4 separate regions of the Homo sapiens genome follow, and regions 1, 2 and 3 are each linked to region 4. The links are chromatin loops, found by intact Hi-C in ENCODE. Cell type or tissue: B cell. All regions are shown on one strand. Each heading gives the region's core, and the rest is flanking DNA. Links, peaks and the distances in the headings are about the cores only. Region 1 has its middle 52 kb from the start of RPP21. Region 2 overlaps HCG17 (HLA complex group 17). Region 3 overlaps TRIM15 (tripartite motif containing 15). Region 4 holds the start of TRIM31-AS1 (TRIM31 antisense RNA 1).

The links. Peaks named below come from ENCODE experiments on the same cell type or tissue, not always from the same donor. Only the 100,000 strongest peaks of a DNase experiment are listed, where the experiment ranks them.
Region 1: it touches region 4 in a loop (27-fold over the local background); 15 of 110 quality-filtered maps call a loop at or near these places.
Region 2: a loop joins it to region 4, with 11 times the contacts of the local background. A loop is called at or near these places in 5 of 110 quality-filtered maps.
Region 3: it touches region 4 in a loop (7-fold over the local background); 43 of 110 quality-filtered maps call a loop at or near these places.

The regions. Positions count from the first base shown.
Region 1 is chr6:30,393,764-30,401,073 of GRCh38, reverse strand. No RefSeq gene overlaps it. Among named protein-coding and RNA genes, the nearest start is that of RPP21, 52 kb to the right of the region's middle. RefSeq lists a silencer at 5,027-5,223. In B cell, for the core only: CTCF peaks have their summits at 3,810 and 4,013 (motif pointing right); DNase peaks (open chromatin) are centred at 4,043 and 4,613; H3K27me3 peaks cover 3,433 bases.
Region 2 is chr6:30,256,495-30,263,804 of GRCh38, reverse strand. All of the region lies in intron 1 of HCG17 (HLA complex group 17), which reads left to right. It also overlaps the pseudogene HLA-L. Among named protein-coding and RNA genes, the nearest start is that of TRIM26, 47 kb to the right of the region's middle. In B cell, for the core only: a CTCF peak has its summit at 3,834; DNase peaks (open chromatin) are centred at 2,410, 3,894, 4,324 and 5,464; H3K4me3 peaks cover 2,269 bases; H3K27ac peaks cover 2,329 bases.
Region 3 is chr6:30,166,529-30,173,838 of GRCh38, reverse strand. TRIM15 (tripartite motif containing 15) reads right to left here. Exons shown (of 7, transcript NM_033229.3): 2 at 6,568-6,663; 3 at 5,309-5,539; 4 at 4,576-4,598; 5 at 3,223-3,338; 6 at 2,831-2,863; 7 at 1,146-2,007. The coding sequence ends at 1,490. Among named protein-coding and RNA genes, the nearest start is that of TRIM15, 6.6 kb to the right of the region's middle. RefSeq lists an enhancer at 1,544-2,093. In B cell, for the core only: CTCF peaks have their summits at 3,435 and 3,635 (motif pointing right); DNase peaks (open chromatin) are centred at 1,988 and 3,638; H3K4me3 peaks cover 811 bases; H3K27me3 peaks cover 3,201 bases.
Region 4 is chr6:30,099,862-30,107,171 of GRCh38, reverse strand. TRIM31 (tripartite motif containing 31) reads left to right here. Exons shown (of 9, transcript NM_007028.5): 7 at 1,930-2,004; 8 at 3,005-3,070; 9 at 3,383-4,275. The coding sequence ends at 3,636. It overlaps TRIM31-AS1 (TRIM31 antisense RNA 1), which reads right to left and starts at 1,932. Exons shown (of 4, transcript NR_126470.1): 1 at 1,785-1,932. RefSeq lists enhancers at 4,257-4,756, 6,244-6,753. In B cell, for the core only: CTCF peaks have their summits at 3,707 and 3,913 (motif pointing left); DNase peaks (open chromatin) are centred at 3,921, 5,031 and 5,701; H3K4me3 peaks cover 2,183 bases; H3K27ac peaks cover 352 bases; H3K27me3 peaks cover 3,330 bases.

The sequences.
Region 1 (7,310 bases), core at 1,038-6,037, 290 kb before region 4:
TCTGTTGATTATTTTATCTCCACTTGTTGCATTTTTTCTGCTGCTTGGCATGCCACATATTCTGGGTGATGTGTTACAGAGGTTCTGGATTTTGCTATCTTCCTGCTAAGACTGCTAACTGCTTGACGGTTCATTAATTATCATAAAAATCAGACCCACTTTGATTCTGCTTAGGCTTGATTTTAGCCTTTGTTAACATGAGTCTAGTTCAGTGCGGTCCTTACTCCAAGGCAAGGGTCCTCACTCATAGTGCTTCACCACCCTGTTGGCTCAACCCAGGTTTGGCTGGGCTAAAATTCCAACATCTCCTCATACTCTGAAGCCTTTGGCATTTCTACTTAGCATGCAATCTCCAAGCAACTGTTCTCTGGTGGGCTTCTTAGAGTATCACCTAAAGCATATGCAGCTTAGGAGTGCAGATTTTGGGGGTTTCTTCTCTGTAGTGACATTGTAGGTGACACTGTACATCATAGTACAATGCATTAATGATATGTTTGTGGTGATGCTGGTGTAAACAAACCTACTGCACTGTCAATCCTATAAAAGTCTAGCACATACAGTTATGTACAATACATAATCCTTGATAATGATAATAAATGACTATGTTACTGGTTTACATATTTACTATACTTTTTATTGTTATTTTAGAGTGTGCTCCTTCTAATTATTAAAAAAACTTGAAACAGCCTCGGCCAGGTCCTTTAGGAGGTATTCCAGAAGAAGGCATTGTTATCATAGGAGATGGCAGCTCCATGCATGTTATTACACCTGAAAATCTTCCAGTGGGACAAGATGTAAAGGCTAAAGATAGTGATATTGTTGATCCTAACCCTGTGTCAGCCTAGGCTAATTTATGTCTTTTTTTTTTAACAGAAAAGATTTAAAAGTAAAAAAAAAATTAAATAGAAATAAGTTTCTAGAATGAAAATATAAGGAACAATATTTTTGTACAGCTTTGTAACATGTTGGTCTTTTAAGCTAAGTGCTATTACAAAAGCTGAAAAGTTTTAAAAATTAAAGTTTATAAAGTTAAAAAAGTTACATTAAGCTAAGGTTAATTTATTATTAAAGAAAGAAAATTATTTTTAAAATCAATTTAGTGTAACCTAAGTGTACAGCATTTATAAAATCTACAGTAGTGCACAGTAATGGCCTAGGCCTTCAGTTCACTCACCACTCACTTGCTGACTCACCCAGAGCAACTTCCAGTCCTGTAAGCTCCATTCATGATGAGTAACCTATATAGGTGTGCCATTGTAAAAATCTTTTTACCATATTTTTACTGTACTTTTTCTGTTTACATATGTTTAGATCCACAAATACCTACCATTGTGTTACAATTGCCTACAGTACTCAGTATAGTAATGTGCTATCCAAGTTTGTAGCCTAGGAGCAATAGGCTTTATGATATAGCGTAGGTGTGCAGTAGGCTATATCATCTAGCTTTGTGTATGGACACTTTATGATGTTCACGTAAGACCAAATCACCTAAGGACACATTTCTCAGAACCTATCTTATCATTAAGAAAGAATGACTATATATGTAATGTAAGTCCTTTGAAGTTTAAGCATTTTCACTTTCATATATTTGTCTCATTTAAGAAATATTTTCCATTCCAGCAGGTACAGCTAAAAAAAAAGAAAAAAGAAAAAAAGAAAAATTTTCTTGCTCAAATGTTTTAAGGTTATCCTCCTAATAACATTGGTAGTAGTTTTATTTTTTCATATTTGTCTTTACCGCTTATATAATTTTTTGTTTATCTCAAGGTGTAGAGATATAATTTAATCATAGGGTGTTTAGTAAAATATCAATGCTGGGAAAGGGCTTAGGAGATAACGATGAATCAAAACACAGCACAAAGGCCAGGTACTGTGGCTCACTCCTGTAATCCCAGCACTTTGGGAGGCCAAGGAGGGTGAACCACTTGAGCCCAGAGGTTCTAGACCAGCCTGGGAAACATACTGAGACCTCGTCTCTACAAACACATGTCAATCAATGCAGCATAATAGAGAATCTGGAAATAAATCCATATATTTACAGCCAACTGATTCTTGACAAAGGTGCCAAGAACATACATTTGGGGAAAGGACACCCTCTTCAATAAATGGTGCTGGGGAAATTGGATATCCACATGCAGAAGAATGGAATTAGATCCCTATATCTCACCCTATATAAATATCAACTCAAGATGGATTAAATACTTAGACGTAAGACCCAAAACTATAAAACAACTGGAAGCAAACATATGAGAAACATTCTAGGACATTGGTCTGGGTAACGATTTTATGGCTAAGACTTCAGAAGCACAGACAACCCAAACAAAATAGACAAATGGGACTATAATAAACTAAAACGCTTCTGCGCAGCAAAGAAAACCATCAAAAGAGTAGACAGACAACCTGTTGAATGGGAGAAAATATTTTCAAACAATTTATCTGACAAGGGACTAATATCCAGAATATGTAAGGAACTCAAGAGCTAAAAAAACCAAAAAATTCTATTAAAAAGTGGACAAACGACATGAATAGACATTTCTCAAAAGAAGACATACAAATGGCCAGCAGGTACATGAAAAATGCTCAACATCACTTATCATCAGGGAAATGCAAATCAAAACCACAATGAGATATCATCTTACCCCCAGATAGAATGGGTACAACTAAAAAGACAAAAAAAAACAAACAAACAAATAGATGTTTGTGAGGATGTGGAGAAAAGGGCACTCTTACACACAGTGTGTAAAACTAGTACAGCAACTGTAAAAAACAGTATACAGAGTTTTCAAAACACTGAAAATAGAATCACTGTATTATCAAGCAATTTTGGGGTGGGGCTGCAGGGTCCTGGAGTTCAGGTTGGCAGAGAGCAGGGCCTGGAGGTGCTTGGGAGGCCGGAGGAGAAGGAAAGAGGCAGATGCCTGGGTCCCAGGGTATCGAAGTGGGGAGGGTCTGGGGCAAGAGGTAAATGGGCGAATTCTTGAGATCCATTGAGAATCCATGGTCAGCCCTTGAGATCCAAAGAAAGGGGTCAGAAGCTTGGGCCAGGCTCACCGCTGAGCTCTTTGTAACCCCTTTGTAACCCATGACCACCTTCAGACTCCCAGCTAAGTGAGTCTTTGACCCTCCAAGAACAACATCTCCTTGGCTGCCAGCAGAGGGACCTGCTCTCTGCCCATGACCCCAGGGCCCCTGGGCCTGGCATGGCAGCTCCTGCTGTCAAAGGCAAAGAAGAGGCAGCCGTCCAGCTAGCCCAGTGCTATGACTGCAGGCTTCCTGGGGGTGGACTCTGATAGGGCCTTAAGATCCTAGCTCAGAAAGCGGGACCCTGAAATTCCCAGGGCTGGGCCCCTTAGCACCTGTATAGCAGCTCTCTTCTCCTCAGAACCCTAGAAACTCTCTCCCACTCTACACACACCTGCACGCACACACATCAACACAAACACACACATTCCTAACAGGATGTTTTCCATTTTTCTCTCCTCCCTGGCTCCTTTCACTCTCTTTCTCCCCCCTTGCCCCCTTCTCTTATGGTCCATTTCTTCTCTCTTCTGCTCTCTGGAGGTTCCCTTCTTCCTGGACCGAGGCACTAGGAGCTGCTGTCCCTGGACCCCAGGGTTGGAGGCTAACAGGCTGATTCCTGGGATGAGCAGCCTCTAGCAGCAGGAACAAAGGAGGGGACGGGAGGCCAAGGCCCCATCTGGAGGCTGAGGGACTGGGTCCTGTGGCAGCAAGGATTTGGGGGTGTGTCATCCCCACATCTGATCCCACTGTTTTGCCCTGGAGGCCTCTCTCTGCTCTGAGGCAAAAGTCCAGTCACTCAGTGGTGAGAGGAAATGTCATTGTCAACATGGATTTTGGGAAGCTGAATGGACTCAGAGCCTGACTTGAGACCCGGAGGCTCCTTGAGTGCAGAGCCCTGTCCAGGTGCTGGGAGCAGAGGGAGAGCCTCGGAGGTCCTGGTTGGTGAGAAAGGGGAGCGGGGTCCGGTCCTCTGTCCTCGTCCCTGTGGCCACACGGGGGCGCCGCCGCGCTGCTCTCGCATTCTGATTGAGCGCTCTCAGGCACTGGGTGAGGGCTGAGTGGGGCAGAAGGGGCGGAGCCTGAGGTCATCCACGCGGGAATGCAGGTTCCTCCTAAGCAGCCCTGGAATCCACAGACTCAGGCTAGATTTGCTTGTCTTGCAACGTGAGGCAATTGTGGAGCAGCAAGATCTGGCTCTAGAATTCTCACCGCGAATGCGGTTCTTATAGAATCCAACCTGAATGAGAGGCCAGGGCCTGAGCTGACTGCCCTGGGCACACCTGGCTTTGATGGGGTTGCCAAAATATAACTGGCACTTACAGAAATTTCAATGATTGTCGAAAAGTCCATATAATTATATACAATTTCATTTCTGATGTCTCTGGCTGTGCCTTTGAAAGGGCATAAAGAGCCATGGAAAGAGGCTGAAAGGCTCCTCTGGGAATTTTCAAATCCCTTTTCATAGCAGCAACTTGGTCTAGCCCAGTGCTATGACTGCAGGCTTCCTGGGGCTGGACTCTGATAGGGTCTTAAGGTCCTAACTAAGAAAATGGGACCCTGGAACTCTCAGGGCTGGGCCCTGAAGAAACACAGGGAGAAGGATCTGGAGGCGCAACCCTCCCTTCTGATCAGCACGGGCAGGGCTGTCTGAGCGCGTTTCCCCTCTGTGTTCAGCAGGATCGACTTTGCAGTGAGGCGCAGCCCCTGTCTCCCTGGGGGCCTCAGGTCCACACATCCTTCCACTGCCGCATGTCAGAAGCATCTGTTTCCTTTATTTTGTTTTCCACAGACTTCTTTCTTTTTTCTGTCCTTGACCACTAATACAACACAGGCAAGATCCTATAAGACCAGGTAAAAGATGTTACTGATAATAGTGAAGGCATGGTTGTGAAGGGACAATGGCAGATACAGACAGAGCCAGAGACAAAACAGAAAGGCAGAACAGAGATAGAAACACACACAGAAAATGAACATCCATCCGTCCATCCAACCATCCATCCATCCATGCATTCATCCATGCATGCATCTGTCTGCTCTCTACCTTTCTATCTCCTTACAAGGGAGGTACATCAACACTTTTACATTCATTTCCCAACAAAAATCACAAGATTTTCCTTGTCGGCTCACACCTGCCCTCCTTCATCCAGCCAACTGATGTGTTTGCTGAGGTCTTGCCACATGCCACACTGGGTGCTGAGCTTTGGGGTCTGAACAGTAACAGACCTCTGTGATGCACTCACACGGGGCCCTTTACTGTCCTGTCCTTGGCTATGAGACATCCTCATGTCCCTGAAGCTCTTCTTTCTGCTTCTTGGATAAAGTCCCTGACCACCTCCCTACTGGCACCCAGGAGACTCTGACATCCTGGAACACCAGTATCTTTCATCAAACACTGACTTACAGCATTTATCCTGTGTCTGTCACTCACTACATACCCTTTTGATGATTTTCTCATTTAGAGATTGTTAAAAAAGGATGTGATTGTAACCTCAGACAAGTGTAATAGAATAGTAAAATAAGGAACTCTGTGAAAAGGGCTTTTTCTGCTTTCTCCCAGAACATCTCATTTGCATCTGTGTTTGGCTGGATGAAAAGTGGCTTCCATATCCCCTGACATAATGCAACAAGCAGAAACACTTGCTCAGTAAACAAGTACTTCGGAAAATGCAGGGTCTTGAACACTGCCCTCAGGGCTCCACACATCAGAAGGACATATATATCTTTCCTTCAACCCCAGAGATGCCCAGGGGCTGCATGTTGGCTCCTCACTGGTCTTACTCATGTCCTACTGGAAGAGGACGGTGCTTCTCTGGAAATGTCAGAGTGGTGTGGGACAGCCAGTTCCTCTGTGTGCCCTGCAGGAAAACAGACAATTCAGCTTTTCAATCCCACTCAGTATCTGAAAATAAACTGGGTTTTCAATGTATTCCCCTCCAGAGAGTAAATTGCGGAGGAAACATGTTCAAACGCACACTTAATTATTTTCCGAGTCAAGAATGTAAGTATGAGGCCCTTTAAGACGAGTTAAGAGAAGTTCCTGACCTCAAATTTCATGTGGAAGTTATAAGATGGAGCTGGAAGCATCTGTCCTTACCTCTGGGTATAAAGTTGGGACCCCGCGGGAGGCAGTCAGCCACAGTTAGGGCACCAAGCAAACCCTCAGGAAGGACTCGGTCCACGCAGGAGCCTCCCTAAGCAGCTTCTCCCTGAAGAAAACCTGAAGTCTTAGAAATCCAAGAAGAACAAAGATATTCATGTCTCTGATAAGGAAAATGAAATGCCAGCAATCCAGCACTGAGAAGGGAAGCTACGAGACCACATTTTCTGCACGTGGAGAAGACATGTTTAATGGAGAGGTGGGAACTTGTCTCAAAAGTGTTGCGCTGCCGTGAGAACGTGTGGTCATCACTGCCACCACCCGCTGCTCGCTCAGTGGCCTCTGCCCATTGTAACTAATGGGCCAATGAATAGAAACACTTTTCACCTTCCTCTCCTGCAATAAGGCTATTAAAATAAATCATCTCCTCTGGTTGATTTTTCACTTAGGGAAAAAATAACTGGGGTAATGCATGCCCGTAGACCAGGTTTTAAAGAAGTTCTCAGAAAACCCTGAGACAGTCTCCAGAAGGCTCATCCAGCAGAAACGAGGCCTTGCACTTCTGCCATCCCGTGTGTCACCATGATGGAGTTTGCCCAGCTAGGGATGGCAAGAGGCCAAGTCATCACAGGTGATCTGCAGGCCTGGTGAGGAAGGACAATGACAGACGGGAAGGAGGAAATGCACACACACGACCAGACCTCCTGCCATTCCTTTGTCCATTGGTCTTGCTCTGTCTTTCACTCTCTGAAATTTTGTTGTCATGAGTCTTGGTGTGGGTCTGTTTCCATCTCCTGTATTGAGAACTTTGTTGCAGCCATTCACACTATACATTTTTGTCAGTAGCCTTCAAAACATTTTCTTGAATTACTTTTAATTACTTTCTATGGTTATTGGAACTTATATTATGAGACTGCTGGAATTCCTTAATTGATAGTATAATATTCTTAAAGTTCTATCATGCTTGGCATCACGTTTTTATTTTGTACTACCTTGCAGCACACAACTTTCATTTCAGTTCATTTTTTAAACTCTTTATTTCAATGATCATATTTTAAAATTCCAGAGCTCTTTCTAGTTCTCTGCATGAAATTGTTTATAAATTTGTTCAAATCTCATAACTGCTGTTTTCTTACATCTTTCACACATAATTGGTAATAGTGGTAGGGACCCATTAGGTCTCCTTGTAACC
Region 2 (7,310 bases), core at 725-5,724, 160 kb before region 4:
CCTCCTTCACACCAACCCTCTGCACACTGCAGCATGCAATTATATTTCCCTCTTAGGAAAGAACAATCTTTGACTATGAATCCCAATTTCCAAACAAATATAAATCTAAGTTAGACTTTGCTTTATAGATCCATGAGTTTGCATTAGAGCCAGTGCTAGGATTACTACAACTCAGGGAAGGGAGAGTGGGTAGGAGAGCTGAGCAGAAGAGGAGTTCCACTAGAAAGTTACCTAAGATGAGAACTTGTGGCATCCCTCTTCTCTGCTAATTTCAGAATCTAGTTCCTTTAAAAAGGTTGGGGAAAAGATAGAAAATACAATCCAAGAAAGAGCCCTGGAAATAGGGTAAAAGCTGCACGGGCTTGAAAATTCATCTCTTAATACCACAGACTTCTGTGTGCAGGGGCTGCCTTCCACCTTGTGGGGTTAATGACAGGAAAAATGACTCCTGCTGCTGTCAGAGATGAGGGACACCCAGGGGAGAAAGAGATCAGAACGCAGACACCAGAACAGGAACAGGCATAGTCCTCTACAGAAACAAAGAAACCAAAAATAATGATACAAAATATTAGGGCCAGACCATAGACTGACCCAGCCCATGAAGCCCTTGCTGTCCACGGTCCTAGAGACAGGACAAGGCCCAGGCAATGTTTGTGTGCCTGTGATCACAGGTCCTGGTGAAACAAGGTTCTACTGAAGGGACACAAACAATGGAGCAGTGAAGATGACCAACCCAATGAATGACCACGTCAAATTCCATGATGAACTGAGCATAGGCTGTCCACACTCAGCTCCTCACAGCCCTCTCTCTCCTGTCTCCACCTACAACAGGCCCAGCACAGCAAAAATGGATTCTGGAAGGCTCTCAGGTTTTACTTCCTCTCTCAAGTTTTAAGAGTCTTGCTCTCCTTTCATTGAACAATCAACCCAACCTCATGGCAAGAATTTGAAAAATTCATATCCAGGTTCTTATTTTGAATAGTGGAGTAAGTGGCAGCTCAGTGAAACTTAAAAGTTAAGACATGAATAGAAATGTCCCAGCCTCACCTCTGTTGAAAAAAAACTTGACCGGGGAAGAGAGGACAGGTTAGTGTGGGGTGGTGGTCCTGGTGGCAGTGGTGGACCAGTAGCCCATTTCCTCACATTATGCTAACTGGAACACAGACACATAGATATATTCACGTGTCAAGTGCAGATATAGAAGTCAGGAGCTCTTGAAATTACAATGGTGTGTGTCAGAGGAAGGACCTGAAGAAATTTTGTATCTCTCAGTCCCACTCAAGGCAGTTGTCTCAAGCTACAGGAGAAAATAATCATAAACAAATCCAGGGCAGTCACTGTACCTGGTGACACTCTGAACAGCCTACCACATGGTCAAGATGTCTAAATCCAGAGAACCCCTCAACAGAATCATGTCCCCTCTGCCTCACCCCCACCCACTTCAGGCCCCCCCATGTCTCACCTTTACAAGTATCATGAGATGCATCAGAGTACTGAGCACAATTGCTGCCTGGGGTAGAACAAAAATAGGAACTGGTCAGAGCCCACAGGAGATGTGGCTAAAGGAGGAATCTTGTCTACACTGTCCCAACGATCTCAGGGAGCAGCCCTCTAATCCCCCATACTAACAGGCAGCCCGAGCATAGCTCCTCCTTGTTCTATCTGTGAGAAAAAAACAACCTGTGAGAGGTCAGGGAGGACATGGGGCATGAAGTCCTTAAGGAAACAGCAAATCCTGGACCCCAGGAAAATTTCCAGAACTGTGACTGCAGACCCAGGGCAGGATCAGGAAACATGAGGAAAGCAGGTGTGGTGACTGGACCAACTGCCCTCCTGAGGTCTGTCCTCAGTAGGGATCTTCCCTTGTGACCTGTGACTGCTGGGAGGTCCCCATCACCACAATCATCAAGGTGATAAATTTGTCCTTCGTTTTCACATGTGCTTCACAAAAGAGCAAGTGTTGGCACACAGGGCCCCAGGCTAGGTCGGCCTGTGTGTCGACGGTGCTTCCCAGTGATGAAGCAAGTCACAATTCTACCTGTGGCTTGAAACCCACAGTGGAACAAGAAAACCCAGACCCCACCTCTCACCCCTTCCCTACCTGAGCTTTTCTTCCTCCACATCGCAGCAGCAACCACAGCTCCAGTGACCACAGCTCCAAGGAGAAACAGGCCAGCAACGATGCCCACGATGGGGATGGTGGGCTGAGAAGACGGCTCTGGGAAAGGAGAGGGAGGTGAGGGGTTCTGACCCCCAGGCCTCAGCCCTGCCCTGCTGAAGGTCTCCTGCTTTCCCTGAGAGGAGACAACTTACACCCCTCCTTACCCCATCTCAGGGTGAGGGGCTCTGGCAGCCCCTCATGCTGCACATGGCACATGTATCTCTGCTCCTCTCCGGAAGGCACCACTACAGCCACCCACTTCTGGAAGGTTCCGTCCCCTGCAGGCCTGGTCTCCACAAGCTCCGTGTCCTGGGTCTGGTCCTCCCCATCCTGCTGCCAGGTCAGTGTGATCTCCGCAGGGTAGAGGCCCAGGGCCCAGCACCTCAGGGTGGCCTCATGGTCAGAGATGGGGTGCTGGGTCACATGTGCCTTTGGGGGATCTGAGGGGAAGAGTCAGAAAATTCAGGCACTTTGCATTCCTCATAGGACACTCCAGCAGCATACATGTGACCATCCTGAGAATGGACAGGACACCTGGGATGGGGAAGGGAGCACAGAACCCAGACACCAGCCTGGACACAGGAATCTGGGATAATCTCCTATTCCTTGGAAAGTTCGAGTCTCTGATGGGGGAGCAGGGACTTCTGGTCCTGACCTGAGTGGAGGCCAAGGCACTCAGAAGAGCTGGAATCGGAGCCACGGACACACTGAGTGTGAGGGAGAGAACAAGGCCTGAGAGGAAAATTCCTGGTGCCCCAGGCTGCTGCAGGGGTCAAAGGGGACCACGGATCAGTATTCCAGGGACTGTCTTCTCCTCCATTTCCTCAGGGACTTCATCCCTTAATTGTCCCAGAGAGCAGGGTGGGCTCTCAGAGTTACTCTCTGGTACAGGATCTGGAAACCCAGGATTCTTCCCATTCAGGACCAGTGGGAGGGCGATATTCTAGCATTGGTCCCATTTTCCTACTCTCCTGGTGGGAGGCCAGCCCGGGAAATCTACAGGAAATGAGGGAGGCGCCCCCGTGGCCCCTGGTACCCGCGTGCTGCAGCGTCTCCTTCCCGTTCTCCAGGTGTCTGCGGAGCCACTCCATGCACTTGCCCTCAGGTAGGCCCTGACCTGCTCTGAGTATTTGTCCGCTTCCCACTTGTGCTGGGAGATCTGAGCCGCTGTGTTCGCGGCGGTCCAGGAGTGCAGGTCCTCGTTCAGGGCGATGTAATCCTTGCCATCGTAGGCGAACTGTTCATACCTGCGGAGGAGGCGCCTGTCGGGCCCACGTCGCAGCCATGCTTCCTCTGGATGGTGTGAGAACCATGGCCTCGCCCCCGCCGTCAGCCCCGAACACCGAGCCCCGCTCCCGCCCCGACCAACCCGCGGGGATTTTGGCCTAAACTGAAATTAAACCGGGTAAAGGCGCCCGAGTTTCTTCCCTGGTCGAGGGTCTGGGCAGGTCCCGCAGCCTCGGGGTGGATCTCAGACCGGAGACTCAGACCCGGGACCTGGGCTGTCCGTGGGGGATGGGGAGGGATCGTGACCTGCGCCCCGGGCCAGGGTCACTCACCGGCCTCGCTCTGGTTGTAATAGCGGAGCAGGGTCCGCAGGTTCACTCGGTAAATCTGCGCGTGGCCCTTGGCGTTCCGTGTCTCCTGGTCCCAATACTCCAGCCCCTCCTGCTCCACCCACGGCGCCCGCCGCTCCATCCTCGGACTCACGGAGTCGCTGTCGAACCGCACGAACTCTGTGTCGTCCACGTAGCCCACGGCGATGAACCGGGGCTCCCCGCGGCCGGGCTGGGACACTGCGGTGCTGAAATACCTCAAGGAGTGGGAGCCTGGAGGCGAGGAGAGGCTGAGACCCGCCCGACCCTCCTCCCGGCGCGGCTCCCCGGGCCGGGCGGGCCACTCGCTTCTCCCCGCAGAGGCCCTTTCCCTCCCGACCCCGCACTCACCGGCCCAGGTCTCGGTCAGGGCCAGGGCCCCCAAGAGCAGCAGGAGGAGGGTTCGGGGAGCCATGACCCCCATCCTTGGCGTTTGGGGAGAATCTGAGTGCGGGTGGTTGCGCCGGGACTGTAGTGCCGGGATCGTAGTGCCGGGATCGCGGCGAAGCTGATTGGCTTCTCTAAAAACCCGGCACCCAATGGGAGTGAGAAGTGGGATTATGTCACAAGTATCCAGGAAGAAGGTTGGGAGAACCAAAACTCAGGGGAGTGGGCAATCCCCAACCCTGTGACTCCCCAGTGCAGTCATCGCTCTTGGGGCCTGAGACCCAGAGAGCCACGCCTGGGGCCTGGGACTTTGTCCTGACCTCTCTTTTCCTACGCCAGCCTCTTTGTCACACTGACTGCCTGAGTCCTGGTCAAGGATCTGTCTGTGGAAACTAGGGAGAGAACCCCCAGGCTGGGCCCAGCCCCTTCCCATTCACGCTCATCCTGGAATCCTCGTCCCTGAACTGGACTTCCGACTCCTTACCTCTCCCCTTGGACTATCCTAGAAGAAAACTCACCCCAGGGAACTTTGATGCCAGAGAGTGAGCTCGCCTTGGGAATGGCGGTGTAGAGAAAGGGGTTTTCTCTTTAAACCTGGTGAAGTTGTGGCTGAAGGCACAAGATAGAGATTCTCATAGTGACCAGGTTTTTTTGTTTGTTTGTTTATTAATACAGTGGTTAGCACAATCTAACCCCTGAATGATCAGGATTCTAATCTGTAAAAGACCTGATTTTGCCTGCTTCATATATAAGTGTATCCAAACAGCATTGCAATTCGAGTCACAAAGCTTCTAAGTTTACTTTCCCAGACTGTGGATCCATGACTCTGGGTTGTTGCATTTAAAATTATCTTCATTCCATAGCCCGAGTTTCCCTGTGTGAGTCCAGGACATCTCAATACAAAGAAGCAGGATTTGTTACTGTATATTGTAACAAGGAGCCTCAAAATTGCACTGAAGTCAAAATGCCTATCATCAATGCTTAAGCACTGCTTGTTTTTATGAATTATGCACATCTAAGCAGTGTGCACATTTTATTTGCATACTTGGTATTTTTTTACTCTTATGTTTTTAATCATGAGGAGGCCATTAGTTTTTGGCAGTCCCACAAAATGTATTAAATACCGAATGCATGTCAAGAACCCCCTGCTAGGCTCCTCCACTGCTTTAGAGTCCTTTCCCTTGCTCCTTTTCCTCACTTCCTGTCTCTCCAGCCCTTCTCTCTGCCCCTCTCATCCCTCACACCCTCCCCTCCCCTTAGTCCCTGCCACCCTCTCACCCCTGAATTGTGGCACTAACACTGTCCCTCACTTCCTGCCCATGTCTGTTCTCCCCACAGTGCTCAGCAGTTCTGCTAATGTGACTCAGGTCGTGTCATTTCTTCACTTACAATGGTTGGGTTTTGGTCTACCATTTTGCTGTATGTTTTCAATTTGTCTCGTATCTTTTTGTTTCTATTCCTCCTTTCCTACTTTCTTATGTGTTAAGTAAACATTTTTTAGTTTATGGTTTTAATTCTAGTGGCTTTTAGGTATATTTCTTTACACTAATTTTTTATTGTTGTAAGAATTGAAACCCGATTCCTTGACTTTTCATGGTGAAGTTCAGGTAATATTAAGCTGCATCCAGCAAAATAAAGGACACTTGTAAGAGTGTAGTTTCATGTAACCTACCATTGTGCTATTCTTGTTGTATATATTACATCAATATACTTTATAAACTCAATAATACAGTAATACTTTTTGTTTTAAGCATTCATATTGTCATTAAGAAAATGAGTGTGTATGTGATCTGTGTATGTGCATAATTTCTGTTGTTAATTATCCCTTTCTATATATCTAGGTCACCATCTAGTATCATTTCCCTTCAGCCTGAAGAACTTCCTTCAAAATTATACGTAGTACAAGATCCCTAGGAAATGAATTTTCTGATTTGGATTATGTAAAAGTGTCTTCATTTTTGCCTTCTTCCCCCACCTTTTTTTTTCCTAATTGGGGCGTTTGTGTATAATAAAACTCACCAGTTTTAGCTACAATGTTTTATGAATATTGGTAATTATTTATAGTCATGTAACTACCACATTGCCCAGATAGAGGACAGTTTCTTTTCCCTAAAAACTTTCCTTATGCCCCTTTTCTATTTAATCCTTGCCTCCCACCCTCACCCCCTTCTCTTCACTCAACCACTGCTGTGCTTTCTGTTACTGTAATAATGAAATTTCTAGAATTTCATGGACATGCAATCATATGTTATGTAGTCCTTTGGTCTCTCACTTGTCATAACAATATTTGAGATTTTTCCATGTAGTTAAGAGTAATAATATTTCATTCATTTTTGTCACTGAGTAGCTGCTGAGTATTGTTGGAATTCCAGTTTATTCGTTGGTTTCTCTATTCTCCAGCTGATAAACGTGGGTTATTTCCGGTTAGGGTCTGTAATTAATGAAACCACTATAAATAACTGACTACAAGTCTTTGCATGGCCTTAAATTTTCATTTCCTTTGGATAAATAAATATTTGTGGAATTGTTGGGTGATATGGTAAATGGATGGGTAGCTGTTTAAGAAATTGCCATATTATTTTACAAACTGACTGCAACTTTTTTTTGCGTTCCTACCAACAATATAAGAGATTTTTATTTTTTCCATATTCATACCAGTATTTAGAATTATCATATGTCTTTTGAACTTTACTTATTCTAGGTGATGTGTGATGGTTTCTCATTGTGGTTTTAACTTGCACTTCTTTGATGACTAGTATTGTTGCTATCTTGTCATGTTTGTCTAAGAGACTTATTACATATCTTTTGTGAACAATTTTGCAAATTTAATTATTACTTCCAGAGACTTTTTCAGAATTCCTTATTGTTTTCTACATATGTAATTAAGCTGAGAAAGAAAGATTTTATTTCTTCCTTTCCTATCATTGTTTTTTTTCTTTTAAAAATTATTTATATTTAGTAAAGACAGGGGTCTAACTATGTTGCTCAAGCTAGTCTCAAACTCTTGAACTAAAGTGATCCTCCCACCTTGGCCTCCCAAAGTGCTGAGATTACAGGCATGAGGCACCACACTTGGCCCTTTTATTGGTCTTTTATTTCATTTTCTTGCCATATTGCACTAGTTAGGATGCTCGTAAGGTGTTTTAAACAAAAATGAGGAGAGCCAC
Region 3 (7,310 bases), core at 1,165-6,164, 66 kb before region 4:
GCTAATTTTTGTATATTTAGTGGAGATGGGGTTTCACCATGTTGGCCAGGCTCAAACTCCTGACCTCAGGTGACCCACCTGCCTCGGCCTACCACCGTGAGCCACCGCGCCTAGCCTGTTTTTTGTTTTTTGTTTTTTTGAGATGGAGTCTCACTCCGTCACTCGGGCTGGAATGCAGTGGCTTGATCTTAGCTCACTGCAACCTCCGCCTCCCTGGTTTAAGTGATTCTCCTGCCTCAGCCTCCTGAGCAGCTGGGATTACAGGCGCCTGCCATCTCGCCCAGCTAATTTTTATATTTTTAATAGAGACAGGGTTTCACCATGCTGTCCAGGCTGGTCTTAAACTCCTGACCTTAAGTGATCTACCTGCCTCAGCCTCCCAAAGTGTTGGGATTACTGGCGCAAGCCACCGTGCCGACCCTAAAGTGTTCTTGTACACAGGGTATTGTCTTACACTACAGGGAACCTGGATTGGAGTTGAAGGCAGATTTTTTTCAGAGGTTGGGGTGGAAGGGTGAGAATGTGAGTGTTCAACTTGAGAGGAGAAAGGGTAGGGGTGGAAGGAAACATCACTTGTATAGGGATTAATACTTTGCTTTTTAAAGTTATTTTAACCTGTGGTCTGTTTCTGTGTCCAAATAATAACTGCAGTAATAACAAATATTTGAGAGGTTAGTTAGACCTGAGCAAAAGCCTCGTTTTCTTAAACAATGGGGCCTGGTGATTGTCCCACTGTCTGTCATCAGGGATATCCTGACTAAAAGAAGGGACAGGATTGTGTCTTGGTCACAGAGGGATCATCACCCTTCCTCTCTGCATCTACTCCCTCGAGCCATCTCGGCCCTAAATTGCCAACACAGGCAGATCCCATTGGATTTAAGCCTTTCTCCAGTCCCATCAGCGCTAATTGGACACATGGAATCCAGAGGTCTGTGAGTCACACTTTCTTAGGACATTCTCTACAAGTCCAGAGAAATGACCAGAAGGGAAGGGAAAGGAAGGGGCCCTGGGGTCCACCCAGGGCTGATAAAAAGGCCCTAAGCCCTACAAAGGTGGAGGCATCTTCAGGTGTGTGTCAAAGTACGAAGTTAACTGTACAAATTAGTGCAAGTCCAGCAAAACCCTGATTTTTCCCAAGATAATTATTTTGAAACAGTTTAAACATTTTATTTTAGATGTCTTTTTCTTTTTTTTCCCCGAAAGCCCGCTGGCTCCTAGGTTGGCTGTTGCCCTAGGCACAGCCGAAGCCGTCTGTGGTTCTGCACTCTGAGGTACAGAGAAGGCCAGAGCGTCACAGGGAGGCTCAGGACGTCAGGGAGCTGAGGGCCTAAGATAAATAAAGTAAAAACAACCGCTGTTCGAGACTCAAGTCCCCTGTTCTCTCGCCTCACGCGGGCACAGGGAGCCCCCGGGCCGCACACTGGCCAGGGGCGGAGCTGGATCCCGGAGAGCCGCCGTCTCCGCTTCGCCGCCCTTCGCGCGCCCCACTTCAGCCTTTCAGCGTAAGGCAGGAACCTTTTTTCCAGACGGCAAAGAAAGGGAAGACTTTGCCGGAGAAAGAGGCAGTGAAGGTGAAGATGGGCTCCTGGGTCTGGGCGTTGTGGAGGGTCACCTGCCCCGCCTCGTAGTCCAGGGCGACTCTCACGCCGCGCGGGATCTCGCTCAGCGGCAGGTCGGTGCCCGGGGAGGTGCTGGCCCAGCACTGCTGGTGCGAGATGATCACGGCCCAGACGCCGTCCTCGGCGCTGAGTCCCATCTCTCCCTTCCTCCTCACCCCCTCCCCGGCCACCCCCACCGTGCAGCCGCCGCCGTCGCCCAGCTGCAGGTCAACCTGCCAGCGGTGGCGCCCGGAGGAGAAGCCCGGGAAGCCCAGAACCGCCGGGAGGCCGTCGAAGCGCAGGGGGCTGTCTGGCAGGCTCTTCTTCTGCCGGGTGTACCTCACTGACTTCCTGTCTTCCGAGAGAACCAGGCTCCGGCTGGCGGTCTGAGGGTCCAGAGTGATGACCCCTAGAGGGAGGAGCGCGCAGACATCAACAGCGGGCGGCAACCACAGATGTTCCTAGAGCAGGCAACGCACGTGGGAGGCAGAAGGAGTACTGGACTTGGGCAGCCTGCCATTGGGCCACTTCTCTGAACCGCCCTTCTACCTAATCAGCAAGTGGTGCTGTTAAGGATTTGCTTCTCAAAGTGCAGCGGGAGGGACCAGCAGCATCCCCACCACCTGGGTGTTTGTTAGAAATGCAGAATATTGGGCCCCATCCCACCCTACTAAATCAGAATCTGCATTTTAACAGGATCCCTAGGAGACGTTTCTGCATATTAAGTTTGAAAAGCACTTACCTATACCAGAGTGAGTGAGGTGATGCTTATGGAAACAACTTCTAAATTAAGCACCAATTTAAAAATAAATGTGATTTTTAAAAAATTGCACATTTTTTGTTCAAATCAGTAGAGAGCCCAGCACAATGCTCTCAAAAAACTAGGGCTTGATAAGTATTTTTCAACGAGTAATATCTACACAAGTAGATGACATTAATTGAGCACTTACTATGAGTCAGGTAATATACTAAGCTCTTTGCATGTATTAATTTATTTTGTCCTCACAGCTACTTATGGGACAGGTACAGTACTTTTATTTTCATTTTACTGATGAAGAAAATATTGTGGGACAGAGGCTTAATAACTTGCCCAGTGTCTCAGAGCTAGCAAGAACTGGAATCGAGAACTCAAGCAATCAAGCTCCAGAATTCATGCATTTTATTGCTCTGTTTGCTGCCATGGATTGAATGGATGAATGGAAGAATGACTCCCCAAATCCCAAGCTGTTTACCTGAATCTATTTCCAGATGATGCGCCAAGTTTTCTGAGGGAAGCAGAAATAGAAAGAGAGATCTGTGACTTATTACTTCTTATAGGCACCCCCAGGGGCAAGGTGACTTGAGTACAATGTGAAGATGAGGACAGAAGACTCGGCTTCTGCTGTGGTCTAGTGGAGGAGAAGGGTCCTCACCCTCCTGGACTCTCAGTCCTGCACCTGTCCTTAGGGAGTGGAGGAGATGCTCTGGGAATAGTGCCCCTGAATAAATTGAGATCACTAAGGGAAGGCTCTGGGGAGGGAAGATGTCTCGAGCCAGGTTTCAAGGGCAGAGAAGGATGGAGATGGGTGGAAGACAGGAGGGCAGCTAATGGGACTGGGGAAAACTGTGGCGCCTTCCCCTTTACCTGAGAACATCCTCATCATCTCTGGGAGGGTGAGTATTTTCCTGTGGAAATCACGGATCTTCTTGACAAGGTCAGGAGAAATGGCCTCAGGACTCACAAAAGTCTTCATCTCACACCTGCAGACAGGTTTGGTAACCAGTTAGGTCCAAATTCCAAAAACAAATGTTCGGGTGAGACCACGTGAGGCTAAAATCAGACTAAAGAATGATCTTGGCGTCTGTGGTGAATAATGAAATTGAGTATCATTTCTTTACTTTTGCTGGAAATGTGTAGTTACTAAAATAGTAGGCATTTCAGTTAAACCTAAGAGGAACTAAGGATAATCACTTCTCAAGAATTGGAGGTAAGCCCCTTTAGGAGAATGTTTGGTTCTGTAGGGGCTGAGGGACAGAGATCATTACCCCTTTTGGTCTCTAGAGGGCAACAGGGTACCATTTGAAAACAGCCTTAAACTACCCTTGTGTATGCTGCTATTTGTAAAGGAAAAGAGGCTAGAAGGGAAGAAAAAAAAAGGATCAACGAAAATATATATTGCAATGAAAAAAACTCCTGATTCTGGTCCCAGCTCAGTCCTCATTAGACACTTGCTGCATTACCTTGAAGACTCTTCACCCCCTGGGTCTCAGTTTCTTCCTCAGACTGGAAGACCTCCAAGCCCTTCTAGATCTAAACCTCTAATGCTCTTTGAAAAGCATGTTTGGAGACACTTCCTGATTCATGGACCCTGGGTTTATCCTCCCTGCACGGGAATAGGCACAAAGCACGTGACAATTGTTCCCTAGTCACTACACCTCTCTTCATCTCAGTGCAGACTGCTAATGCTTATAGCAGACAGGGAAGGAAAGGGCCATGCATTTACAATGCCACTGGCTCCTGGTGGCTGTCCTTTTACAGTAGCATTAGAAAATTCTGAAGGAAACCAGAGATGTGTGTAAAAAATGAATGAATGAAAGAACAGGCTGGTATTCCTGGTTTCCATGCTTATCATAGTCTACAGAAAGTATTCCCCCTTTAAATTACATTTTAAATGGTGTTAGATACTGACTCAAGTACTAATAATTTCATAGATTAAATAAATGTTCCTGGATCAACCTAAAAACATGATTATTATTTATAACTTCACTTCTAGGGGAAAAAATGTGTCCCCAATACCAACCAATCAATTTAAAAATGAACCTTTAGAACGCAAATCTTTAGTGAGTTTGGACTGTTTGTGCACAGTTGAATGAGACAGTGTGTCTGCCAGAGTGCCTTTGCTTTCCTGGCAAAGTGGGTGGCAGTAAGTGCCCCTGCCCCTTCCCATTCAGTCTTGATGTTGAGTAAAAGGAGGCAGGACCGGGGAGTGGGCCCTACCTGCTCTGGTTGACTCTGACATCCTGCAAAAGAAAGACAAGAACATACATTTAGTTTCCATAAGTCCTTCCTGTCAGGGATTCTGTACATCACTTTTCCCTTAAAATATGAACTCAAAACTCTCCTTCTGCAGAGAGTTGTCCTGTTTAATTACCTACTCATTAGATTGTTCTTTTACATCATGTTTTCTTACTAATTTGGGTTTCTGTAGTCAGTTCATTTGTGCTGGTTTCCCTGTTTCAGCCTTATCGTGGGGGTGGGTTGTGTCTGCAATGATTAGGAGGTGGTAGAGAGCAGGGGCCTGCCTTCAGTTATCAGCTGGACCTGATGTGAGCCAGGATCACATATTCATAACCATAGCAGACACCAGTTATTGAGTTCTTTCTGTATATCAGGAATCATGCCAAGCATTTTTTATGGATTGTTTCTTATAATTTTGCAATAACTTTATGAGGGAGGTGCTATTGCTGTCCCCATGTTTAGAGAGGCTAAGAGACTCACTCAAGTCACACAATTGGAAGAGCCAACATTCAAATCCAAGACTGTCTGACCCTAAACCCCTTAACATGACCACAGTGTATGACTTGGGCAAGTCTCCAGCCCCTCTGGATCTGCACCCCGTTAACCTCTCTCCACTTCCCTTTCCTGCCTCTCTCCAGCCCAAAGCATGGTGCCCACCCCCTTCCCCGTGGAGTCCCTCTCTTATCCTACAAAGTGGTGAAGTGTCTCTCACTTGTAGAAGCTCACTTGCTGGCTGCTGACACTTCTCCTCCAGCTCCTTGACCTGGGCTCCAAGCCGGGTGACTTCCTCAGAGACCTTTGTGATATATTCATCCCTCTCCTTCCAAATCTGCTGCTCCAGCTCCCTCAGCCTGGCCAGCAGGAGACATCGCTGCTGCTCCAGCTCCTGCTGCAGCCTCTCAAAAGCTGTTTCCACCTGATGCTTCTTGCTTTCGATCTGAGTCTTCAAGGGATAAAAGGCAGACATGGTTAGGAAGGGGCTCAGAGATAGCTTCCAGGATGATCATCTATATACTTATTATTGATTAACAGGGATAGGGAGCAACTGGTCCAAGACTCATTCCATTTACTAATATGCCTAGAAGTAGTTAGGTCTCAGGATGAACTTACCAATGATGAGGGCTGTGCTACTGTCTTAGCTAGATACTCTAATAATAATGCTACATTATGCTCTCAGAATGATGTTGAACTTTTCAAAAATATTTCCACAACTACAATACCATCATAACCCTACTATGCCTTCTTAGAGTTAGGTGGGGAAGACTGTAATAATTTCTTAGAGGCAAAAGGAAGTTGTGATTGGAGTCAACACAACTTAGTGGGAGAGTGTGTAATTTTGGTTTTAGCCGTGGAAATCACCAACTACAGGGCATACGTTGATGAGAGCTGAGGGATGGTGGATAGGTTGCTTTGTCCCCACACTCTCTCCTTGGTCAAGGTACCAGAAATCCTCACACTGTGATTCCTCCATAACTTTATAGCATGAAAAGAGAGGCGTGAGGGATCCAGATGTAGCCACACCATCAGCCTACTCTCCTCAAGGTCAGCCTGTAGTCAGGACTAGAATCCCGACACTAACATATGTTTTTGACCCCAAGCTTCCCATCTGAAGGTGGTGTGTTCAGGCAAACAGACTAGGATGGAAAGAACAATGAATTAAGGGTCAAGAAATCCAGGTTCCTCATGAACTTCAGCTTTGCTATGTGGCCTTGGGAGCATTGCTTTTCTGGTCCTAAGTTTTCTGCTCTGTAAAATGTGATATACAAGATGGATCTTGGATTGCAAGACATCAGAACCACTTCTAGTGCTCATGGTCTGAGATCCCAAATGCCTTTGTGCAGCCACAGGAAGGTGAACGAGAACAGTTTGTCAGTTCTTTTCAGCCAGGAAACAGATACCAGCCAACGGGTTTCCCCAGAGTCTCTTAAGAAAACCTTCAAAGGAAAAGGTAGCCAGTGACGTGGCCTGTACCAGCAGCACTTGAAGCTTCTGGTCTTCTTGACACTTTACATCCTCAATCTCATCTCTCTCCGTGCTCAGAGCTTCCAGTCGACTCCTGAGACGATCCTGTGGGGAGAAGAATGGGTGGATAGAGGTGACTGAATTAATAATTCAACTCACAATTATTAACTATCACATCCTGGGCACACTGTTGAGTGCTGAGGGGTTCAAAGGTGGAAAAGGCCCAGTCCTTGCCCTAAAGAGACCACCATCTCAGGAAGAAGTCAATGTCAAGTGATTAAAATACAGATAGATAAATGCAATAGTCCAGGGGTACACACAGTGAGATGGGAACACAGAGGTCAGCTCTGCCTGTAGGCCTAAGGGAAGGTTTGGAAAGCAGAAAACATTTACAATGTGCCTTGAAAGATAAATTTCCAGTTGAATAGAGAGGGAGAGAAAAGGACTTAGTGCCCACAGATGTGAAGGACCTCTTCAAGGAGAACTACAAACCACTGCTCAAGGAAATCAGAGAGAACACAGACAAATGGAAAAACATTCCATGCTCATGGATAGGAAGAATCAATATTGTGAAAATGGCCATACTGCCCAAAGTAATTTATAGATTCAGTGTTATCCCTATCAAGCTACCATTGACTTTCTTCACAGAATTAGAAAAAACTACTTTATATTTCATATGGAACCAATAAAGAGCCCACATAGCCAATACAATCTTAAGCAAAAAGAATGAAGCTGGAGGCATCATGCTACCT
Region 4 (7,310 bases), core at 902-5,901:
CTCCCACCCCACTGGGCATGATCTCAGCCGATCTAGCAACTTTATTTATTTGTTTATTTATTTATTTATTTTTGATGGAGTTTTGCTCTTATTGCCCAGGATAGAGTGCAGTGGCGCAATCTCGGCTCACTGCAACCTCCGCCTTCTGGTTTCAAGCGATTCTCCTGCCTCAGCTTCCCAAGTCGCTGGTGTTACAGGCGCACACCACCATGCCCAGCTAGTTTTTTGTATTTTTAGTAGAGACGGGGTTTCACCAGGTTGGTCAAGCTGGTCTCGAACTGCTGACTTGTGATCCACCCGCCTCAGCCTCCCAAAGTGCTGGGATTACAGGCGTGAGCCACCACGTCCAGCCCGATCCAGCACCTTTCTAGGCTCTTCAGGTCAAGAATAGTTTGGTTCTAGTTTGGAATTTCAATAAAGGAGCCCAGCCCTTTCCACTTCATCAGGTTTGGAGTTGGGGAGACTGGTGTGCTCTACTCTGTATCCCCCTTTTCTTTCCCTCTTTCACATACACAAACTCACACACACACAGTCCCCCAACTCCCACCTGGCCCTATTTCCTTCTTTTTTTTTTCTCTTATTTTTATTTTATTTTTACCCCAAAGAAGAAGGCACAATGGCCACCTGGCCCTATTAAAGCCTAGGAAATACAGGAGGTGGTAGGGAGTCTACTTATACCACAGGTCCAATCTCCACAGTTCTTATTATGAGGGTTGGTTCTCCCTGCTCGGGGTGACTGGGTCTGGAACACGTACGTGGAGAAGGGTGTGGCTGGGCCCTGAAGCCGCTAAAGGCCCTTGTAGGTGAAGTGCTCCCAGGCAGTGTTTCCTATGCTCTAGGTTTGCAGACCCCTCCTAAGAGGGCCCCCGCGTCTCCCCTGAGCAGTCCCCATGACTGGGCTGGTGGCTCTCAGGGAAGCTACCCACGCTTGTCCCACTACCTAGCCCCAGGCTGTCTTGTGCTGTCTTGGGGCTGCAAGACACTGGGGGAAGGGTGCTGGGGCCAGAAGTAGCTCCCCATCTAGGGGCTCCACCCTATAGTTCTCCACTCAGTCCAGCACCCCTACAGGAAATCTAGGCCAGGAATGGGCCATTGTCCCCAGCTTCTGGGCTCATCCTCTACCTGCAAAAGGAGTCTCTTCTGGCAGGGGTGAACTGGGAGATGAAGGCACTCGGCCTCCCCTTGCAGGAGCTCTGTCTTCGTTCCCCCTCTCAAGCCCTCTTTCATGGGAAAGAGGGCAGGACTGCCATCCAGGCTTTAGGAGAGTGGGGCCCCCCCTTACCCCACCTGGCTCCTGGGTGGTTAGCCCTACAGTAGGCCTTCTGAAGCTAAAGGGTGAAGCCTCAAGGCACTCTTTGTCCTGAGCACCTACCTTTGTCAGGCAGTGAGAAAGGGGCTAGCTCTGCACTGTCCAATTTAGTAGCTGCTAGCCACATGTGCTGACAGGCACTTGAAATGTAGCTAGTCCAAATTTAAACATGCTATATGTGAAGAATCATTAATTTCACAAGATTGAGTGTAAAAAGAGACTGTAAAAGATAGCAATAATTTTTATAATACATGTTGAAATAACATTTTGAGAATATTGAGTTAAATAAAATATATAATTAAAGTTAATTTTACTAGTTTCTTTCTACTTTTTAAATGTGACTACTAGAAAATTTAAAAATATATAAGTGGCTCACATTCGTGACTCAGATTACATTCATCATTCATACTGGACAGTGCTGGGCTAGGCAGTCACCACAGGAAATCAGAAAGGGCATCTCTCAAGGGTTGCATACCTTCCTGGTCCAATAAGAATATGAGAGTCAAATGCAGCTTCTACTTCTCCCAGGCATTTCAAATTAGTGCCTTGCTGTGTGATAGTGAGTTCTTTGCTCAACCCCTCTGGACTCTCACCATTTCATCCCATTCTTTATTCCCCAGACCAACTCCAGGCTGATAGGAAAAAAGATGAAAACAGATTCTTCAAAAGCATGAATAAAAATGACATGAAGAGCTGTAAGTGAGAAATGATGGTTGGTTGCTTCTGCCATTTGGGGAAAGTGAGAAAAGGGGAAGAATTGTGTCTCTATGATTACATGAAGGCCAGATATAAGTGAATGCCGATTCCTCAGCCAATTGAGAGAACAGGCATATGGTTGTTTTATTATTTTAAACTCAGGTAACTCACAAAACAGTCACTAATCCCAAACTTTGAAGTATTCAGAAGTAATAGAAAATTACAAATGTATTTCTTCACTCCTAGAGACAGGGAGGAAAAAGTGGGACAAGAAGGAGGCAGCTCCACCTCTGTAGTATTTGCTGCCCCTACAGGGCAGCAGGTTTCGAGGCAAACTCCTCTGGGTGTGAGGTCAGTACAGCTCAGGGGATGGAGACCCACTGTAATAACAGCCTGTGCTAAAGTCATTAGATATGGTTCTGCCACCTAAGACAATAACAGTAGAAGTACCATTTCTTAAAGGACCACTATGTGCGCATCTAATATTTCAAAACCCCACAACTATCCTCCAAGATAGGTGTTATTATCTGCAACTTACAGTGAGGTCCATGTAGCTTCCGGGAGGGGAGGTAAGTTACCCAGGTCATATGATCATTAAGTGAAAGAGAGAGAATTAGAACTCCTTTCTCCAAAGCCAGAAACTACAGAATGCATTCCAAAGCCAGAGAGCAGGATTTAGGGATCCTATTCCACCAGCATTTCTCCACAAAAGGAGCTACCGGTGTTTAGAAAGGCCATCTTTGTTATGCTCCATGACTTTTGCCCTGTTAAATGCTTAGTATCCCAGGCCCCAGAAAGCCCTATAAGCCAGTAGAGAACCACACTCTTGTTGTCACTGAGACAACCTGAAAGGTTTCCACACTTCCCCCTGGGTGGGGAATGGGTCCCACTGAGAACCATTGACTGTTCTGATTGATGATGGCAGGGTGCTTGTTTTTGTTTTTAATTTGCAGCTTCTGGTTATCAAGACCAAATAGGTTTTCTCTCCCCAATTTTTAGGGGGCTTGTTACAGAAAAATAATCATAAAATGAACAAAACCTCAGAGCCCGGGTCATCTTCTGCAGGTAAGAGTCCTGTCTCTGAATACTAAGGGACCTCTAAGTCTACAGGTGGTCAAAATGCTGTATCCACCCAATTCCACTAAATGGAATAAATGAATAAATGAATGAATTCATTTATTCCATTTCCTCAGTTCCTCCCCAAATTACACCTCTGCCAGGAAACAGAGGGCGCTCCGACTTGTTCAGGTGTACTTTCTTGAGTTTCACCTCCATCCCTCCTGCTGTATGTAGAGCTCAGCTGTGCTGTCTGGCAATGGAGGATTGCTGCCGAGGTGCTCCCGCTGACCTCTTTTCTCCTTTCCTTCTCCCGCAAAGGCGGCAGAACTACATCGGGGCCACCAAATCACCACTCTTCAGCCCCATCCCACTCCCTGTTTCGGGCCTCGTCTGCTGGGAAAGTCACTTTTCCAGTATGTCTCCTGGCCTCTTATGATGAGATTTCTGGTCAAGGAGCGAGCTCTCAGGATACGAAGACATTTGACGTTGCGCTGTCCGAGGAGCTCCATGCGGCACTGAGTGAGTGGCTGACAGCGATCCGGGCTTGGTTTTGTGAGGTTCCTTCAAGCTAAGCCAGCTCAGAGAACACGGGGAGCGGTGGTGCTACACGGACTTCGGAGCATAGAGTGGCGCTGAGTGAGTGGCTGAGACCGACCACGGTTCTTGACTTAGTGGAATTGGGTCGAAGGAGTGGAGAATGGGAGGGCTCGGGCTACTGAGAGTGGAGATGGGGGCGGGGGTGGTGGTGAAGAGAGTTGGAGAAGGAATGGACGAATTCTTGAGCAAAAGGAGGGGAAGAGACAATCTCCAGCCACCCGCCCCACGCTTGACTTCTTATCACTTTGGCTGTGGTGCCGCCTAGTGGAAAAAGGAAGTCCCTGCAGCAGTCCCCGCACTCTTTAAGCAGCTGTTTACCGAAGGCACCAGTTCAGCCAGGAGTGAAATCCGGAGAGGAGCAACGCCAGCCTGGGTCACAGTCCATCAAACCCCATGAGCCCGACCACTCTCGCTCTTCCTTACATTCCCACGTCCCCCTTCTCTCCCAACCCCTCATATCAGCAAGGGAAATTAATTAATGAGATTTGATAAATCAGTAGATAGAATGAGGTCCCCATTCTGAAATATTTAGCAGACTGGAACCACCACGCAAGCCTCTGTAGGGGGTGGATGGAGACACTTCTAACTTTAATAAACTGCGACTGAACGTGGAATCCTAGTAAAAGTGTATGTGTGTGTGGCGGGGGATGACTATTCCTCCTTTTGTATTCCAACACTTTCACTCATCCCTGTGTTTGAGGAACTCCACTTTAGAAAATTACTGGCCCTCAGAAAGTCTGAGCCTTGACCCTCTTATACTAGACTCAATTCTTGTCTTAGACATGGGAATTAGGGGCCACGGGAAATGGACAAGGAAGAGATGGTCTCATCTTCGGGTGTTGAAATGATCTCACCACCACCACCAATGAAGAACTTCTCTCTGCGCCCACAGAACAACACATTGTGAAATTTAGGGATTAACTTTGAGGAGGAGGAGGCGGTGCCGGGCCTAAGACTTCTCTGGGGACCACAAAGGCTGTGACTGGGAAGAGAAAGCCTCTCTGGCGGCATCGAGCGGGGCGGGTGGTGGGACGGGGGTATCAGAGGAAGGTAGGGGGTTTGGACAACTTGACCCGGGGTTGGCCACCTCTTTCTCCTCATCTTCACACAGCCCCTGTGACACTGGACGCAGCCTCGGCCCACCCGGATCTCATCCTTTCCCAGGATGAGATAGTGACGCTGAACCTCGCATCCCAGGGCGGTTCGCAGAAGCGGGGCAACCCCCGACGCTTCTACAGGTTCCGCTGAGTGCTGGGCTCGCTGGGCCTTTGCTCCGGCCGCGGCGCCTGGGAGGCGGAGCTCCAACGGCCCGGGGGCGGGGCCTGCGTGCCGGGGCTTGGCCTTGGAGCTGGTTCCCAGGCGGGGCTTCCTGGAGGTGGAGCCCTTGACCGGCTTCGTGGAGCTGCACAGCAGCGGCTCCCAGTGCCAGGCGCTCATCGAGAGCGGTTCCCGGGAGGATCTCCCGATCTGTCCGAACAAAGTGGGCGTCCGCTTGGATTACTAGGGCGGAGAGGTAGTCTTCTACGACGCCACCTCGAGGACCCACATCTACACTTTCCATGCCTCCTTTCCGGGGCAGATCTCCTTTTTCCAGCTTCTGTTTTCCGGCACCCGGATCACCCTGGGTCGCTAGAGTTGTTCTTTGCCTTCCTCTGCATCTCCTCCTCACTCGCTTCTCGCCCCAGTTTGGGATGTGCTGCAGCTGGAAGGGTTGAAGCTAGGCTTCCAGCAGCCCTATGGGAAGGTTACACCCTTCGGGCTTCCTCCTGATCCAGTCCTGATTTCTCTGACCCTGCTTTAAATATTCCTTCTATCTCAGTTCCTCTCTCCTTACAATATGCCTGGGTCGAAAAGAAAGGCTCAAATACACTAAAAGGCTATACACAAGGCTGTTCATTGCAGCACAGTTGGTAACAGGATAAGACTGGAAACGAACGTCTATCAACAGGTGGTTGAAAAAGCTGCCACGTGCAAGCATCCAGCTGCATCTCGGTTAAGACAGACACAGGGGAGTGGACCACTGACCCCAGCTTGTCCGCCTGTCTCCTCCTCCATTTTACCTCCTGCAGCCCCCGTGGACCTGCACAGGGCTTTGACCCATCTGAACCCCATCCTGAAAACCGACATACGCAAAACTTTTCTAGTTCTTCGTAATACTCAGAAACCAAAATTAATCCCACGACCAGATGCATCCTCCTCTCAAACCCACATCACCACTACCCGCAACAAAAGTCTTGATCATTCCTAGTGTTGCCATGTGAGGGACTGAAGTTAAACCCAGAGAAGGACTGCTCCAGTTTCCTGAGTGAGCCCAAAAAAAGTAAAAGGGCGAGGAGGTTGGAAACGCAGAGACGAAATGACCTCTGGACAGTAAAACCCACCATTTGCGCCAGTTTGGGATGATTATGGGTTCCTTCCTCTTCCTCCCTTCAGGCCGGCTGGGGACTGGGTAGGCGGATGGGACCAGGCGTCTCTAGGCTTTTCCTGCCTCCTCGCTCCGGTAGGGAGAGGGCGGTGTTGCAGGAGGCGTGGGGAGTCGCCCGCCAGCCCACGCTGCTGCCCGGCGCGTGGCTGCGCAGCGGGAGGGCGGGCCCAGGTGTCGGGGCGGGAGTGAGCCAACGCCCGGAGCACGGATTCCAGGGGCGCTCAGTCAGCCCTGGCCAGGCTCCCCCATCCACTTCCCCCAGTCGCCCGCGAGGCGCCGCCGATTACATAAACAGCCTTCACCTTCCTGCGGAGGGGACAACAAAGGGCTGGGGACACACAGGCCGAGACCCGAAAGTAACGCCCCTCCGGACTTTTATTCAGAATCAGCCGGGACTGCCCAAATCCCTATTTACAGTTCTCACAGCCCTCGTCATGGTCATGGACTTCGCGCCTTTTACCTTGTTTCCTTTCATTGTGTACAGATTCAACTTCCTTACTACAAAGGGAGATCTTTCCCAAATGTCTTAAGTTGATTTTATACTTCCTGACTCTACCAACCCCAGACACTTAGCACGGACCCTAGAATGGGGTACTTGATTAATAAATATTTACTAAATTAAAACCATGCCCTAATTTCTCTTTTCCCGCGAAAGACTGATGTCTTGGAAATCCCACTCAATTTTCGTGGACCAGCTCCACCTCACCTCCTCCGGGAAGCCTTCCCCAGGCAGGGTTCCTGGTACTTTCTGTTGGAAAAGTGTGCACACTCCCAAAGCCACTACAGCCATCTCCCTGCAGCACTTACCGCAAGTTGACTGTGAAGTCCTCGAGAACAGAAGCAGCATCTCACTCCTTTTCGTTTCACTCTCCCACCCTCCTTGAGCACTACAGGGCCTGGTTCCTAAAGGGATGTAAATGAAGGAAGGGTTCAAAGTAAATGAAAGAATACTTTGTAGCAAGGTTTAAATTTGGGGAGGTCTTCCAACCTGGACCTTAACCTTAAACGATGATCACACTCTTCTCAGCCGTGAGGGATGGGGGTCGCCTCTTTAGGAGCCTCTCAGAAGCTCATTTACTCAAAGAGAGTCCTGGCCATTCATTCGATGTTATGGCCGGGAAGTCAAGTGAATACTGAACCCTGGCCAAGATTTCCATCCCCCAGTCCAAAGTGTTTTCTGCTTCTTCACACAGTTATGATACTACTAACAGCATGTTTACAATG